2 separate regions of the Homo sapiens genome follow, and region 2 is linked to region 1. The links are chromatin loops, found by intact Hi-C in ENCODE. Cell type or tissue: A673. All regions are shown on one strand. Each heading gives the region's core, and the rest is flanking DNA. Links, peaks and the distances in the headings are about the cores only.

What was found. Hi-C counts contacts between places; a loop is a spot of excess contacts. Peaks named below come from ENCODE experiments on the same cell type or tissue, not always from the same donor. Only the 100,000 strongest peaks of a DNase experiment are listed, where the experiment ranks them.
Region 2: it touches region 1 in a loop (7-fold over the local background); 4 of 110 quality-filtered maps call a loop at or near these places.

What each region holds. Positions count from the first base shown.
Region 1 is chr9:13,084,946-13,093,424 of GRCh38, reverse strand. No RefSeq gene overlaps it. Among named protein-coding and RNA genes, the nearest start is that of SNORD137, 120 kb to the right of the region's middle. In A673, for the core only: CTCF peaks have their summits at 4,269 and 4,471 (motif pointing right); a DNase peak (open chromatin) is centred at 4,504.
Region 2 is chr9:14,425,675-14,434,153 of GRCh38, reverse strand. TRH-GTG1-6 (tRNA-His (anticodon GTG) 1-6) reads left to right here and starts at 143; the gene lies at 143-214. It also overlaps a transcript of NFIB not described here. In A673, for the core only: a CTCF peak has its summit at 5,169 (motif pointing right); a DNase peak (open chromatin) is centred at 5,213; H3K4me3 peaks cover 314 bases.

The DNA of each region.
Region 1 (8,479 bases), core at 389-8,388:
CAATGTGTGCCCTGAGCAGGGACAAGAAGGGAAAGAGTTTACTCTCACCATGCAATCTGCAGGTCAGCATGGTTGTCTTGGCTACCAGGCTTACCTTGAATCAAACAAAGAGTCACCTCTTTCATGTTTCATATCTTTTTTACTTAGACCTTTTATTTTTCTTGTCCTTGTCCTTGATTGCCTTGATTGTCATCTTCATGCTTTCTGGGTTCCCTCTTCAGGGCTGGCACATCTGTCTGATGGTGTTCAGGACATGCTACCCCATGTATGGCACCTTGACATATTGAATATTTTAAGCTGAAAGCATTTGAGAAACAGCGAATGTGGGGAAGACTTTCTGACTTTCCTCTGAAGCAGGTCATACAGGACCCTCATGTGAAAGGTTTTCTCCCTTTATCTGGAGGAAATGAGAATCCTTATTTCCAAAGACAGAGCATCGCCAAGAGGAATCTAAATGAACAGGTCGTCCTCAGTTTCCCCCAGTTTACTACTCTTAGCTCATACCCCCTTTCTGTCCTATCACAGTTTCCCGTAACTCTCCCCTTGTTCATCAGACCTACTATAATCAAATCTAGTTGTTGTGTCACATAGAGCTTATATTAAATAAATGTGTAGACATTTCTTTGTTTATTTGCATTTTGTTACAGGGAGCCCAGCTGAGAACATAGAAGGACAGAAAGAAAAGATATTTTTCCTCCCTTCCATATCCAAAACACCAACTCTCACCTAGTGCCCAATTACTGCATACTGCATGCCTTACAGTTTCTTTTTTCTTTTTTCTTTTTTTTTGTTGTTGTTGTTGAGATCGAGTCTCACTCTGCTGGCCAGGTTCGAATTCAGTGGCACAATCTCGGCTCACTGTAACCTCCGCCTCCCAGCTTCAAGTGATTCTCCTGCCTCAGCCTCCCAAGTAGCTGGGATTATAGGTGTGTACCACCATGCCCGGCTAATTTTTGTATTTTTAGTAAAGACAAGGTTTCGCCATGTTGGCCAGGCTGGTCTCAAACTCCTGACTTTAAGTGATCCACCCACGTCTGCCTCCCAAAGTGCTGGGATTACAGGTGTGAGCCACCATGCCTGGCCTACATGCTTTACATTTTCAAGTGTGGTCCGCCTGCCCTGCATTTGTCATTGTTATCGTCTGCCCACGCTTTGAATGAAATGCACCTGGGCTTTATCTGAGTTTCCCCTCCTGCTTGCCAAGCCTTTGTCTGGATTTGGCGGGCAGTTTGCCGTGGCGCCCTGTGCTTTCCACTGACCAAGCTGCCCCTCTTCCCTGATGGGTCCCCTCCTGTTTCACTGGCCACACCTCTCCAGTGCTTTATCAGATGGGTTCTATCACTCCCAAATATTTAACTCCCAACATGGGTTAAAATTTTATAGTTGAATGAGACAATTAAGCACTACTAATGTATTCTGATAAAATGAAGTTACATGGAAAAACTAGTGTGTGTGACGCGCTAGATGCTAATGTTTGAGGAAAGCTAGGCTTAATCAGAGCAGGGTGATGAGCAAAACACTTAAGATTTTGAAGAAAATTGTTGGCCATGTTCAGATGCTTTAGAAATGAAAAGTACAGGTCTTTTATGCATCCTGATTTTACTTCCAAATGTGTGGTTTTTATTTTCTTTGCGCTCCATGTATCACTGACAAAACTGGCTTAGACCAGTTGTTTAATCATGCCACTCCTGGCTCAAATGTGTCTTAGGCACCCCACTGCTTAGAAAAAACAAGTCCACATTTTACTTAGTACTAGAGGCACCTACAACTTAGCTTCTAATGCTCCAGTCTAATTCCTCATTTTTGTTCTAAAGAAGCTCTAGCTCCTTCATTCATTTTGCCATTTTCCAAACAAGATTGGCATATACTGGCCTCATAGTTTCGTTTAAACTTACCGTTTTCTGGGATGACCTTTTCCTCAACATATTCCTGGTTTATTCATTCTTCAAGGCTGAGCTCAGACTCCTTATCCTTCAGAAAGTTTTATGTCAAATGAGCTAATAGGTGTTAAAGTGTATCTTGTCGAAAGTACCTGGAATATAATGAACATATAAAAATAGTAGCTATTATTAATCAGAGTTCATCTTTCTTTTTGCGCTCATAAATTTTTATCTCTGGAACAGTATTTTTCAAATGTTTTATATTACTTATTAAAAAACAAAAATCTATGCTCCAAAAATAAAGTGTTGGAACACTGGTTTAAACACAGTTAAAGAAATTTGTTTTGACAGACTTATCAGAATGTCAAATATAGCAATATATCGTAAATCTTCACTGGGGAACAAAAATATCGAGAGAGATTCAAGCTCCAAGGAATACATTTTTGGGAAACACAGCTATACCACACCAACTCTGAACTGATAGAATTATTTAGCCCCAGAAGGACTGGGGCTCCTTCGGCTTTTTACTTCCATAATGTGTAACAGATGTGTCACAGAGCAGGCTATAATAGTTTTTTTTTCTTTTTAAGTTAGCATGTTGTATAGTATATTTTTCCTACGGAAACTGGACAGGAGTTGAAAGCAAGAAAGGGTCAAGAGGATGTGTTTATTATTTTTGAGGAGTTAACTGAGTTTCGAGTGGTGAAAAGAAAAACCTCTGTGTATTGTCCAACATGCAGGAAGCATGGAGCTGGAGAGGGAAATATTGGGTCAGCTTTTGGCAAATCCACTAAGTTACAACGAAATAATTTAGTTGATATTGGAAGGTTAGAGTGTAAAGTACAAGCCAGTCCTCTCATGGTCAAATATGTTTCTAAGTTGGCTGTTCTTACTCATTAAGTTCTTGTACATGGGTGTATTTTTATATTCCAATTACCTGTTATCTTTCTAGCTTGTTAAATTTGACCAAAACATTGATTATATATACTTCGAGCCAAGAATGCTATCATTCCAAACTCCTTAATAGGCTTAAGAAGTTTTGATTTTCAATACAATTTAAAAATTTATATTACTGAAGAATTTAATACAACCCCCTAATTTTATAGATGAGCCATCTTTAATGTTACCAATAATCTATGGTGAAACTGGGACTAAAACTCAGGTTTTCTGATAATAAGTGACTTTTAATTTAAGACAAGTATTTGAAAATGTTGGTTTTTTTCAAGAATCCAATACTTAAATAATTTATAAAAGTAGCTTATCATGTTAGCTTAATTGAAGGAAATTAAACAAGCATTAATCTTGTACATTTGAAGTTGGTGAAAGGAGATGAATGAATAGTAGCAAATTATTACCATTAATTTATTGAGCTGTACTCTGAAAGTTCCGACATTAAACCATTAGAATATATATAGAGAGAATATATATTAGAATACATATATAGTTCAGACATTAAACCATTAGAATATATATATATTCTAATGTATACAAATTTCTAGCAAGAAGCTACCTGAAATATTTTTCAGCTTCAACTCTTTCCTTAACAGAGTAGGAAAGTGTGGATGAACAATTTGCTTAGCAAGTATTAAAGTTCACTGATTATTACATCATATCTGTGATTTGGAGCTCAGTTAAGTTTTATCTGTTCTCCCCATAGCAATATCAGGCAAATTACCATATCAGTTTATTATTGTGCCAGCTACTAAATCTTGTGACAACTACATAGAAACAAGACTAAACATAAAAGATATTTTGATTACAATTGTGTTTACTGTTGATACAATTCTCTATACAAGCTTGATTAAATGTTTATGTTTGTATAATAGTGATTGTAATATCAAGTTACCAGGCAGAGCCATTTTGTGGATAATTTAATATTTTGTGCACTTAGAAAAGCATGTGTACATTGTATAGTCAATTGGCATATATATGGTTATAAAGCACATTCAGTAAATGGAAGTGCATTGCAAATGGATAAATTTAGATTAGTGATGAACATCATTAAAATGTTTTTATAAGAAGATGCAAGTTCCATTTATAAGGAAATTTTAGTAATAAAAAAGTAAGGATTACCCTACACGTTTTAGAGAAGTAAGTGTAGCAGATGAAATAGCTTACACCCACATTAAAACATGTGGAACACCCCAGGAGCATCAGCCATTTAGATTTCAACAACCAGTGCTCATCTGTGCACGCACAGTGCAACAGTGACACCACCGGGCCAGCTTTCTCAGACTTCTGGGGCTTTTCAAGGTGTTAAAAGGGAACTAGATGCTCACAAGAAATGCAAGAGATTGGGGGAAATGTGCAGACGATTAAAAACTCTGCTTTTAAATTATTGGGGGGGAAAAGAATCTTTCCAGCAATACTTTTAAAGTGCTGGTTCTGTGTTTGATGTGTTTTCCTCATTGACCTGAGTAAACAGAGAAAAAATCCGATGATCATTATGACTGATGAAGTAAACGTGGCTGTTCCTGATACTTCAGGCAATGTTGTCACTTGGTTGAACACCTTCCCATTTGGTTAAAATTCTCCAGGGAAAAATAAACCCACAAGAGAACACATGAAAGCCAGGAAACACCTTAATCTTCTTCTGGAATCCAAACACTAGAGGGCAGTAGAGTCCATGCTACTTCTGCTTTGTTCTCCTTTATCCGTTACCCTCCCCGCGCTCAACCCGCCCCTCCAGCTCCCACCCTGTCCTCCCCCTGATACCGCATCTTTCTCATTTCTTCTGAGTAGCTCTAAGAACTTTTCAGAAAAAGTAAAAGTTCCAGTACTTTTACTTCCAAAGTACTGGAGCATTACATTTTCTCAGAAACTTGTACAAAAGTAGAAAGTAAGATACAACTTTTTCCAGATTTGAGGATGTGGTTATATTCTTTTTGCTTCCATGAAAATTAGCTGTTTTTTAAAGTACATGTTTTGGGCAAAAAGAAGGGTATCGCACAGGCTTTAGTGGTTATTGAAAAAATTAACATCAAGCACTAAATCAATGAATTCTTAAGTCAACTCTTAAGGAATGCCTCCATTTGTAAAAATCCAACTTAAGGTGGGAAAATATAAAAGTGAAAAAGCCAGGCTCTTTGTATTCAGAACAAAACAACAAAAAAAAGAATTCTATATGAAGAACGTAAAATAATAGCTACAGGAAGTACTCAACACTTCTTAGAAGCCTGGCTTTTCATTGATATTACTATTTAGTATCATTGCTGGAATTTCGAAGAGAATAATGACCTTTTTAAATACATTTTTCCCCCGATTTTCTTTTTCTTTCTGTCCTCTAACATAAAGTTTTTATTTCTGGGTAAATGAAATATTTGGTTGAATTTTTTTTTTGATGTAAGTTTAAATGGATTTTGAGAGTGCTTATTTTGTGTTTTATTCAATAAAGTTATGTTGTAATACTTCACTGATAAAAGTAAAATCAGGCCGGGCGCGGTGGCTCACGCCAGCACTTTGGGAGGCCGAGGCAGGCGGATCACGAGGTCAGGAGATCGCGACCATCCTGGCTAACACGGTGAAACCCCGTCTCTACTAAAAAAATACAAAAAAAAATTAGCTGGGCATGGTGGCGGGCCCCTGTAGTCCCAGCTACTCGGGAGGCTGAGGCAGGAGAATGGCGTGAACCCAGGAAGCGGATCTTGCAGTGAGCGGAGATCGAGCCACTGCACTCCAGGCTGGGCGACTGAGCGAGACTCTGTCTCAAAGAAAAAAAAGAAAGAAAGAAAGAAAGTAAAATCAGTTTTCAAGTTTCCGTTTCCAACTCAGTGACTGTCACTGCAGCCTTCAGCATTTTGTGCATAAATTTTCCCCTGAAGAATAAAAAGTAACCTTAGCTGGTATCTTTGGCCTTGAAACACTCAGAATTAATTTTTTCTATAAATATAGAAATGCTACTTTTACTTACTGAAGAATGGAATGCTCTGGAGACATCTTGAAGAACTATGAGGCCTCATAATGAGATTTCCTTAGAAAACTCAATTAGACATTGTTAGGCCTTAACCTATATTTTTGAAAGACTATCTATTCGCAATAACAGTGCTGTGCATAGAGTAGATTCTCAATTTTTGAACAACATGAACATCCATTGAGCATATCCAAATTCCAAAAACTATGCTAGGTACACTTATCCCTGCCTGATAGGGGCTAAAAATCTCTAAATTAATAAATAGTGTTGCTAAGTCTAAGATAAATTAAGTTTAACACTCTTATGGTATTTGGCTATTTTTTTGTAAGATCTCCACTGTCCTGACAAAAGTCCTGCCTGACACATACTTATTTTTTTTTCAATGACAGGCATACCTCAGAGATGTTGCAGGTTTGGTTCTGGACAACAACAATAAAGGGAATATTGCAATAAAGTGAATCACGTGAATGTTTTTGGTTTCCCAGTACATATAAGTTACCTTTACATTATGCTGTAGTCTACTGAGTGTGCAAGAGCATTGTGTCTAAAACATGTATATACCTTAATTTTAAAATATGCAATTGCTAAAAAATGCTAACAATCATTTGAGCATTGAGTGAGTTCTAATCTTTTTCTGGTGGAAGGTCTTGCTTCAATACTGATGGCTGCTGACTGATCAGGGTGGTGGTTTCTGAAGCCTGGGATGGCTGTGTCAATTTCTTAAGACAACAATGAAGTTTGCCTTGTTAATTTGACTATTCCTTTCATGAAAGACTTCTCTGTAGCATGTGATACTGTTGGATAGCATTTTAGCCACAGTAGAACTTCTTTCAGGATTGGAGTCAATCTTCTCTAACTCTGCCACTGCTTTATCAACTAAGTGTACATAATGTTCTAAATAACTTGTTGTCATTTTAACAATGTTCACAGTATCTTCACCAGGAGTGGATTCCATCTCAAGAAACTGCTTTCTTTGCTCATCCATAAGAAGCAATCCTCATCCATTCAAGCTTTATCATGAGATTGCAACAATTCAGTCCCATCTTCAGGCTTCACTTCTAATTCTAGTTTTCTCACTATTCCCACCACATCTGCAGTGACTTCCTCCACTGAAGTCTTGAACTTTTGAAATCAACATCTTCCAAAAGAAATTGGAGTTTGGAAGAAACTCCAAATGGTCATATTTTGACTTTCTTCCATGAAGCACAGATGTTCTTAAGGGCATCAAGAATGGTGAATCCTTTCCAGAAGGTTTTCTATTTACTTTTCCCAGATCCATTAGGGAAATCACCATCTGTGTGTGCCTGTAATCCCAGCTTCTTGGGAGGCTGAGGCAGGAGACTCGCTTGAACCTGGGAGGCAGAGGTTGCAGTGAGCCGAGATCGCACCACTGCACTCCAGCCCTGGTGACAGTGCGAGACTCCATCTCAAAAAAAAATAAAAGGAAGAAGAAGAAGAAAGAAATCACTATCTATGGCAACTATAGCCTTACAAATGTATTTTTTTTTTTCAATAAGACTTGAAAGTCAAAATCACCCTTTGATCCATGGGCTACAGAATGATTATTGTGTCAGCAGGCATGAAAACAAACAACATCTCCTTGTACATCTCCATCAGAGCTCTTGGGTGACCAAGTGCCTTGTCACTGAGCAATAATATTTTGAAAAGAAACTTTTTTTTGGAGCAGGTCTCAACAGTGGGCCTAAAATATTCAGTAAACCATGCTATAAACAGATGTGCTGTCATTCAGACTTTGTTGTTTCATTGATGGAGCACAGGCAGAATAGATTTAGTATAATTCATAAGAGCCGTAGGATTCTTGGAATGGTAAATGAGCATTGAGTTCAACTTAAAAGTCACTGGCTGCATTAGCCCCTATGAACAAAATCAGCCTGTCCTTTGAAGCTTTGAAGCCAGGCATTGACTTTTCTCTAGTGAAAGTCCTTGAAGGCCTCTTCTTCTAAGATAAAGCTGTTCCATCTACATTAAAAATCTGTGGTTTAGTGTAGTCACTTTCATCAATGATCTCAGAGCTTCTGGATAATTTGCTGCAGCTTCTACATCAGCACTTCCTGCTTCACCTTGCCCTTTTATGTTATGGAGATGGATTCTTTCCTTAAACCTCACGAACTAACTTCTGCTAGCTTCTAATTTTTCTTCTTACGCTTCCTCATCTGTCTCAGCCTTCACAGAATTGAAGAGTTAGGGTCTTGCTCCGGATTAGGCTTTGGCTTAATGGAATGGTTTGATCTTCTATCCAAAACACTACAACTTTCTCCATATCAGCAATAAAGCTGGTTAGCTCTCTTACCATTCATGTTCACTGGAGTAACAATTTTAATTTCCTTCAAGAACTTTTTCTTTGCATTCACAACTTGGCTAACTGGTGCAAGAGACTAAGCTTTTGGCCTGTCTTAGTTATCAACATGCCTTCCTCACTCAGCCTAATCATTTCTAGCTTTTGATTTTTTAATTTATATTTGTTTTTATTTTAATTTCTTTTTAAAGACAAGGTCTCACTATGTTTCCCAAGCTGGCATGCAGTGGCTGTTCACGGGCGCAATCATAGCACACTGCAGCCTTGGACTCATGGTCTCCAGTGATCCTCCTGCCTCAGCCTTCTGAGTAGCTGGGACTACAGGATGTGCCACCTCTCCTGTCTAGCTTTTTATTTAAAGTGAGAGACACA
Region 2 (8,479 bases), core at 395-8,394, 1.3 Mb before region 1:
ATTAGAAATTACGGGAACACAGCTTCTCTTTCCAAATATTAAGAAAATGTACGTATTTAGGCAATAGATGGCAGTGTTTCCACAAATTTTAATATTGCAATAGCTCTTAGAGAAAGCTTAGTGCTCAGCTCTTCAGTAGCTTGCCGTGATCGTATAGTGGTTAGTACTCTGCGTTGTGGCCGCAGCAACCTCGGTTCGAATCCGAGTCACGGCAGGAGGGGAGAAGGTTTTTGGAAGAGAACGAGGCTGATCCCAAGCTGTATTACATCTAAACAACATTTGCAACCAGACATGCAATCATGAAAATCAATAAAACAGAAAGCATTATGAATATTTTCAACTTCAGGGAGATGACATATGCAGAGTGACTTTATTAATGCACTAATCCTGTTGCAAGTGTGTTGTGTGTGGGGTTTTTTATTTGCACTGATGGGTAATATGATAAAACTGGAGTGTAGTGGGCATGTAATTATTATTAATTACAACTACTTAAGTTCTGCTTTGAGCAGACTCGTCAAGTCTGCTTGCTTTTGAGCCTTGCCAGGGCTATACAGTAATAACAACCCTGAATTATTTGGAAAGATGTCAGCAGTAGATGTGGAAATCCTGTTTAACCAGGCATGAATTGTTGTTGGGAGGGTTTTTTCAGGATGACAGAGAGAAAATGAACTGTCCCTTATCAGTAATTGCAGGAAACATTTTGTTTCTATGATATGAACTGGCTGTAATTTAACTTTCCTGCATCATTGGATAATGTAAGAAGCCAGTTGTTGCTCAAAACGAAAATCTCTGAAGTGGGCATTTGGGTCTGATAAAGGGCATATTATAAGTAGACAATGGGGCTCAAACAATAAATAATGTCCATATATGGCAAAAAAATTTTTAATGACATTTTCCAAAAGACTGGGGTTTGTATTGTAAGTGGTTAAATGTCGAATTAATGTGAGAAACACAGCTTTAATGGGCCTTTCTCCAGGACTTAAAAACATGGACAATACAGCCTGAAAATGTCAACTGTAAGTATGTTATAATGAGGTTTTACTGCTCCAAAATTATACCCCACTATGTTTTAAATAAGGGGTCACCAGAAGGTGTTTTTTAATGCCCCTAACCCCTGTCTCACAGACAGCCTAGCAAAAATTCATATTTGTTATTTATGTAATACTAAAAATATTTTCAAATAAAAATATGTGCACAAACTAGAAACAGAATCTATCAAGTTCTTTCAGAGCCAGCAAATTCTTAGAAGTAATATTCTAGAAAAACTGCAATAAATATCTCTTCTCCCTTTCCAAGAAAAGATCAGTCTCTGATTATGGACCCAAAAATATTGGCCTCATAGCATTATGAAGTAAGTAAAATGTGCTTATGTCCTCTTTCAATACCCACTTTCAAGACTATTTTCTACTCTGAGGTCTCCTCTTCCTAAATATGGCAAATTCCCCAGTCCTCACCCCTTGCCCCTTATCCCCCACAAATTGTGCTTTCCCTTCTCCAAAGAGTTTAACCTAGGCTTTGCCTCAAGTCTGCAAGTCCTTCTCAGCTGCCTGGTACTAATACTGTTTCAAGAAGACAGCTGAATTGCAATTGTTCTTACATTAAAACAGAATAAGCCCATCTATGGTTATTTGTATTAAGAGGCTGAAAGTGCAATGAATTTCTCATTTGAAGAAGGAGATTGTGTTGGTCAGAATTCAATGGTCACAAGCTAAAGAAACAACATGTACTGATTTAGAGAGAACCATGTACCCAGGAATGGGTGTAGCAGGGGCTTAAGAAACAATTGGAACTAGGGAATAAAAGATGACCAGAACCAACTATCTCCATCTCACCCCATATTTCTTTCTGAATGTTGCCTTTATTCTCTGAGACTGACTTCTACATGGCAAGAAACATGGCAGCCAGCAGCAACTCCTGCCTTTTATATCTGAAGCATTGTCTCCAGCAGGAGATTACCTTAGTTACTGCTCAAAAAATACTAGGGAAGGATCTTATTGGCTTACCTTTGGTCAGGTGTCCATCACTGGACCAATCAACTGTGTACATGGGGAGAGATATATGTAGCATACAAGAGAGCCTCTCCATTGTCTTGAGGCCAGTCTCACAGTAAGAGCATTGCTAGCCCCAGAGACACCTCAGTTGTCTCCCTCAGAAGCTTTTCCCACTGCATGAGTCAGGCACACCATTTGGTGGCTACTTCCACCAACCCATGAGTTCAGTTGCCAAACTACTAACAAATTTACTGCCTTGTTTAAAAGAAAAGCAGTGGGGGAGGGGAAGTCAGAATATGACAATCAATCTGGACTCAACTTTCTGCATAGGGACACAGGGCAACTGCTTGGACCAGGGGAGCACTTCCTGTTTTCTCTCCTCTGTCTCACCAAGAGAGGCCTTTTTCCCCTGGATGACAGTGCTCCCAACTTAGCTAGGAAAGAGCACAAAACCTTCCTGACTCTACCAAATAAATCAACTTGAATTTGGGCAAGTTATCTAAGCTCTCACAGTAAAAAAAAAAAAAAACAAAACAAAAAATGGTGGAGAGAGGGGAGATGATATTACCTTGATAATTAAAAGAATAATATACAAACAAACAGAAGCCACTTAGAACAGGAGCACATGGTAGAAATGCAACACTGGTGCCTGGCAGGCATGCAACAAATCATATTTCTTCTTACTATTTTAAGGCTGCCTTGTGCACTCACCCACCATCCAGCCTCCATTGATAGACTCTCTAGAGTGAGTTTTCCATTAGCAAAAGGACTCTTTACCATTGACTTCAGAAGTTTTTTTTTAAAAAATGTGATTAAGTAGACTACAATCCAGGGGTAGAAGAAGAGTCAGGATCTACTGAGTGGCCAGATCCATGTCCAAGTTTGCAGTCCTGGTTCACTCTTCATGAGGTTATTGTGACTGAGTGTCATAATAACCAATGGTTGTTTTCATCAACAAAGAGTTTGCTGACATTGGGTTTCCTTCTTGCTGTTGTTAAAATGTGTTTTTACTCTAAAACCAACACAACATTGAGTTAGTTTTCAGAAATGTTAAAGCCCAAGTTATGAGAGAAAATTCTAATTTTGAATTACATTGAGAAATTATCTGCTTTTAAATTTTGTAGAATCATTTGAGAAATATCTCAAAGGCCCCATTATTTCCATGCCCATATTGTCTATATTTTATACCAAACGTAATACCTGTTCATGAAACATCAGGGAGACTATGATATAATCTTACAAAAACTGTCTCTCCAAAATGTCAATTATAAAGCATTTCAGGGCCGGACGTGGTGGCTCACACCTGTAATTCCAGCACTTTGGGAGGCCGAGGTGGCTGGATCACTTGAGGTCATGAGTTCAAGACCAGCCTGGCCAAAATGACAAAACCCCCTCTCTACGAAAAATAAAAAAATTAGCCAGGCAAGATGGTGAGTGCCTGTCATCCCAGCTACTTGGGAGGCGGAGGCATGAGACTCACTTGAACCTGGGAGGCAGAGGTTGCAGTAAGCTGAGATCGTGCCACTGCACTCCAGCCTGGGTGACAGGATGAGGCTGTGTCTCAAATAAATAAATAAATAAATAAATAGCATTTCAGGGAAAAGGCAAGCCATTCTCAAACTAGATTCCTTGACAAGTCTTTAATGAGGAAACATTAGAAAAAGGACAGAATCCTGATTTTGATCACATGGCTTTGACAACTGTAGTTTTCACCAGTTGCATTGTCATTCCCTGGATCCGTTTATTCAAATTATAACATCATTTGCTCATTGAAAAGTCAGGAAAGCTTTTTTTTTTTCTTTTCTTCCTCAGAGTCAACTACCATGGCAAGAAGAAGTCTTAATTCGCTGTATAATCTGTTATTTTCTGTCCCTCGTGTTGGTGTAGCAGCAGTCAGTGATCTACTAGAGTTTGTTCAAGCAAAAAAAATTTTACCCATGTAACTGTAATTGAGTACCTGAATTAAAAATTCAGAACTACATATGCTTGCTTTATTACCATAAGCTTATGGCTTTACCTAAATGCCTCTTTCTTGCTTGCTCCCTCCAGTATAGTGGGTCAGAGTTATCTTCTTAATCTCCACCATTAACCTATTGAATTGGAAAGGGTTTATATTACAATATTTTCTATGCCTACATTTTAGTGAGCTTTCATAAATAAAGGAAATTAACATTTATTTTCTGATTAAGTCATAAATTGAATTCAAAGTAAATTAGTCATACAATGAATACTCTCTTATTTAAAAACCAACATCTATTCCCAAATTATGAAGAATAAGTGGTTTTTTTCCAATAAAAATATGCCAATGCATAGAAAATAATTTATTACATCAGAATCTGAATGGATGGAATTCACTTTCAGGGAGTACTGCTGGCCAGAGAGGTTGTTGCTGCAGGCCCCATGGTAGCAGTGGTGGGGAGGCGGCGCTCCTAAGGTGCAGGACACTGGAGCAGCAGTGGACCCAGAGTGTCAGCTGGTGGTGGCTTTGCGAAAAGAAAGTGCTTACCCACCAACAGCTGCTGCAATTTCATCCACAGGATCCGAGAATTGAGGGATGATGAAGGGACTATTTCTTCCCTCTGTAGCTCAGCCATAGGAAGCATGAGACATTGACAATTCTGCCGGTGCTCCTAACTGTTATGTTATCACTTAACTAGTAACATCACCCTTAAAAGCTGAAGATCTGTGGCAAGGCCTGGAAATGTGGGCCTTGCAGGGAGGAAAATTCTGACAAAAGCTAAATCTGAGACAAAGCTTTTCTAAAGAGACCTGGATTCAGATCCTGCCTTTGCCACTCTTGACTCCTTGACTTTGGACTTGACCTCTTTGTACTTTGGTTTCTTAGCAAACCGGAGAGATTATGTGAATTAGGTAAGGGGATGTATATCTGGTGTGAATCCTGATGACCAGTACTCCCCTTCCCTTCCTTTCCTTTCCAGAGCCATAATCTTTGTTCTATGTTCTTTGTACGGACTTCCCAGCATACCAAAGTCAACCAAAAATAAACATGCCTTGGGTTGTGCCACTCTGATTGGCAGCAGCTGTAAGACGTGCATGTCTTCACCTAAGCTCTGTCATTTGATTGCAGGTCATGCGGCCCCTAGAATGGTGAACTTGTGTGTTCCAGTCCCTCTGATAATAAGCAAAGAGCCAGGCAGGGAGGTCCCGGTCAAGACGCGCCGGGATAAGCGAAATTGCCACTAGATGGCGCTGCTTTTTGTCGTTCATCAAAGACCAGGGGCTTTTTCTTTCTTTCTGTTTTTTTCTTCCAAGGATTCCTGGCCCAGGGTGTCAGCATCCAGTATCCTAATCTTACCAGACGTCTCTGTTTTCTGAAGGGAGGTCCTATTTTCAGTGTATTATCAAGATCAGAGGACCAGACTCCACCTGCAATCTGGGGGAATTACCTCAACAGTGTTGTCTTTATCCAGAGGTGATTTTAAAAGAATATACTGTATTTGAATGTCAACGTTCAAAGGCTTTGAGGCAGAAAATTCCATTTCAAAAGAAAGTGTGATTAATGAAGCCACATAAATCCTGTAGAGGCTGGAGCAATTTCAGAAATCACACCATGCAAATCAAAGAAGCAGGTTTTTCTACATCCTCTCTCACTTTCTCTTGTTCTTATTTCTGCACCATCTCAACCTTTCCTTCCCTCTTTCTCTTTTGCAGTTTCTTGAATGCACGTCCCCCCAATCTCCAAAACATAAGGGAACTTGATCAGAAATCCTAGATACAGCTAGCTTCAGGCTCCGACCTGAGCCATTTCTCCTCATTCTTCCCCCAGGAGATTCAAAGAGAGTTGAGGCTGTAGCATTCAACTCACACACCTCACTACTTGCTTATAAAATGGATTCAAATTCTGGAACTCCACTTGGTCCAGTCTTAACAAGATGTTTTCCTTAAAGAAAAAGCTAGGCCAGGCACGGTGGCTCATACCTGTAATCCCAGCACTTTGGGAGGCTGAAGTGGGAGGATTACTTGAGCCCAGGAATTTGAGGCCAACTTGGGCAACATGGTGAAACCCCATCTCTACAAAAAATATAAAAATTAGCGAGGTACGGTGGCATATGCCTGTAGTCCCAGCTACTCAGGAAGCTGAGGTGGGAGGATCACCTGAGCCTGGGGAGGTCGAGGCTGCAGTGAGCCGTGATCACACCGCTGTATTCTGGCCTGAGTGACAGAGTGAGATCCTGCCAAAAAAAAAAAAAAAAAAAAAAAAAAACAACTGAATTAAAGAATAATGTAGATCTGTACCTTTTCTAGAAGAAGTGGCAGGGGAATTTTAGAGACTGCCCCACAAAGAAAGTTACCCAAAAATCCCCTTTAGGCATTTCTTTGTCTATTTCAAATTTCCTGCTTATACCAGCTGCTAAGTGTGCCACCGACTCTCCTCTGGGTTCTCCAACCAGTCACTCTTCTATTAGCCTTCTCCACTCCTGCATCCTGTTCACATTCCCCGTCCCATCCATAAACATAAGCTCTCTATTCCTTGTGCTAGGAGTCCCCTCAGCACCCTGGAGAGGGTGATTGCCTTGGCCCAGTCTATGTGGGCTTCCAAGCTGAGCTCCTTATCCAGAGTAACAATGTATCAAGTTGTGTAGTGTAGCATAGTGGAGTGTAGTCCAGTGATTGAGCACATGAACTCTGGTGACTGATTCCTGTGTTTAAATTTAAGCTCCACCAATTACCTGCTTGATGACTTTAGGAAAGTTACTTGGCCCCTCTGTACCTCAGTTTATCCTCATGTAAAATGTAGATAATAATAGTATCTGCCTAAAGGGTTGTCACGTGGACTGAATAAGCTAATATAGGCAAAGCACTTAGAAGAGTATCTGGTCCAGAGAAAGCACAATACAAATATTCACTATGAGTATTATTATTATTACTATTATTACCATTATTGTATGCCACACATAAAGATGAGTAAAGAGAGTATAAGAATGAACAATGTATTATCTTTGCCTCCATAGAGCTGTCAGGCTAATGGAAGAAACTGTTAAGTCAATCGGCACTTGCAATCCATCATGATAAGATTATGAAAAAGAAAGCTACAAGTATGATAAGAGTACACATATGCATTTAACCCTTAGTTGGGAATCTAGAGAAGACTTCTTTTTGGCACTGAGACCTGAAAGGGGCCATGGAGTAGTCCCTTTCCAGAGACAGCTACCAAAACACACATCTTTTCTGGCTTTTGTGGGAAGGACACAAGCAGAAAAGAGGGAATCTTCTTCATATTTCTGCTGGATCTCAGTATGGCTCCAGTGCAGTGAGGTCTGAAGGGAACTCAGCACCATTTTACAACTTGAGAGCTTTGCATCTTCAGGAGCTGTCAGAGGTTCCCCAGGCAGGGAAGTAGGACTGTTCCTGAGCGATGTGATATGGGAGGGGCCCATATCAAAGCAGTCAGAGAAGGAGGATACAAATGGATTTATTTCTGAATGTCCTCCTGGGTGCTCCTGGAAATATTCTGGCATGTTCAGCTAGAGGAATGGTTGGAGGAAGGGCAGAAGTTTGGTAGGCTTGATGAGCTGGTTGGGACAGAAAAATATAAAGACTTACAAACATTGGGAAAGTAAGTTTTTCCTTTTTTCTGCTTTTAAAGATTCATAAGATATACAGTTTGATCAGTTAGCAAACATATATTACATGTCCGCATTGTATGAAGCACCATAAAACATGAAGATACAACAATGAAAGCGAAGGTTCTCAATGAGCTTGCAGTCTATAGGAGAAAATAGACATGCAAATCAGTTCACTTATAATCCAACAAAATGTGTCATCATAAAAGTATGAGAAAAGCCTCATGGGATCACAGAGGAGAGTATAAAAACTACAAAGCCATGCCACCTGCATCTGGCCTGTAGAGCTCACAGTGGTGGAAGGGCACAGAGTGCAGGATAAAGACAGGGAAAATCATGGAGTGATTAGTAAGATTATCATGCTATGAACAGAGCGCTCTGATTTTTTTTCTTTAAGCCAAGAATTGCCATAGAAATTTAAGAATCTTCTTGAGTGACAGTTTAGGAGGATTTGGGAAAACTCAATGGCAGGACCACTCTTCCATTCTGCCAGCTACCTCCATCTCCAACGCATTTCCAAAAAAGGCAGAGTAAAAAGAAAGTAATTGAATAGAGATGGAAGAGGTAAGGAAAAGAAGAAAGGACATAGACCTATGAAGAAAGGTAGCTGTCATCAAACTCTCCAAGGAAGACTCGTTTTTCTTCCTTTAGTCAAAAGGAATCCATAGGTGAGGTTCCCCCTAGAGCATCTACTGAGGTGCAGAGCCTAAGTGTATTTCATTCATTCATTCAACTATCATTTATTGAATGCATATTATATTAAGGTGCTACTCTATGTGTTGGGAGAAAGATGAATGAAACTAGGTCTCTGTAGTGAAGTAGCCCATGGTCCAATCAATCAATAATCACAGTACCACACTTCTGGGTTTGCTGTGGCAATCCTGCAGTTTGAGGGAAAACAAA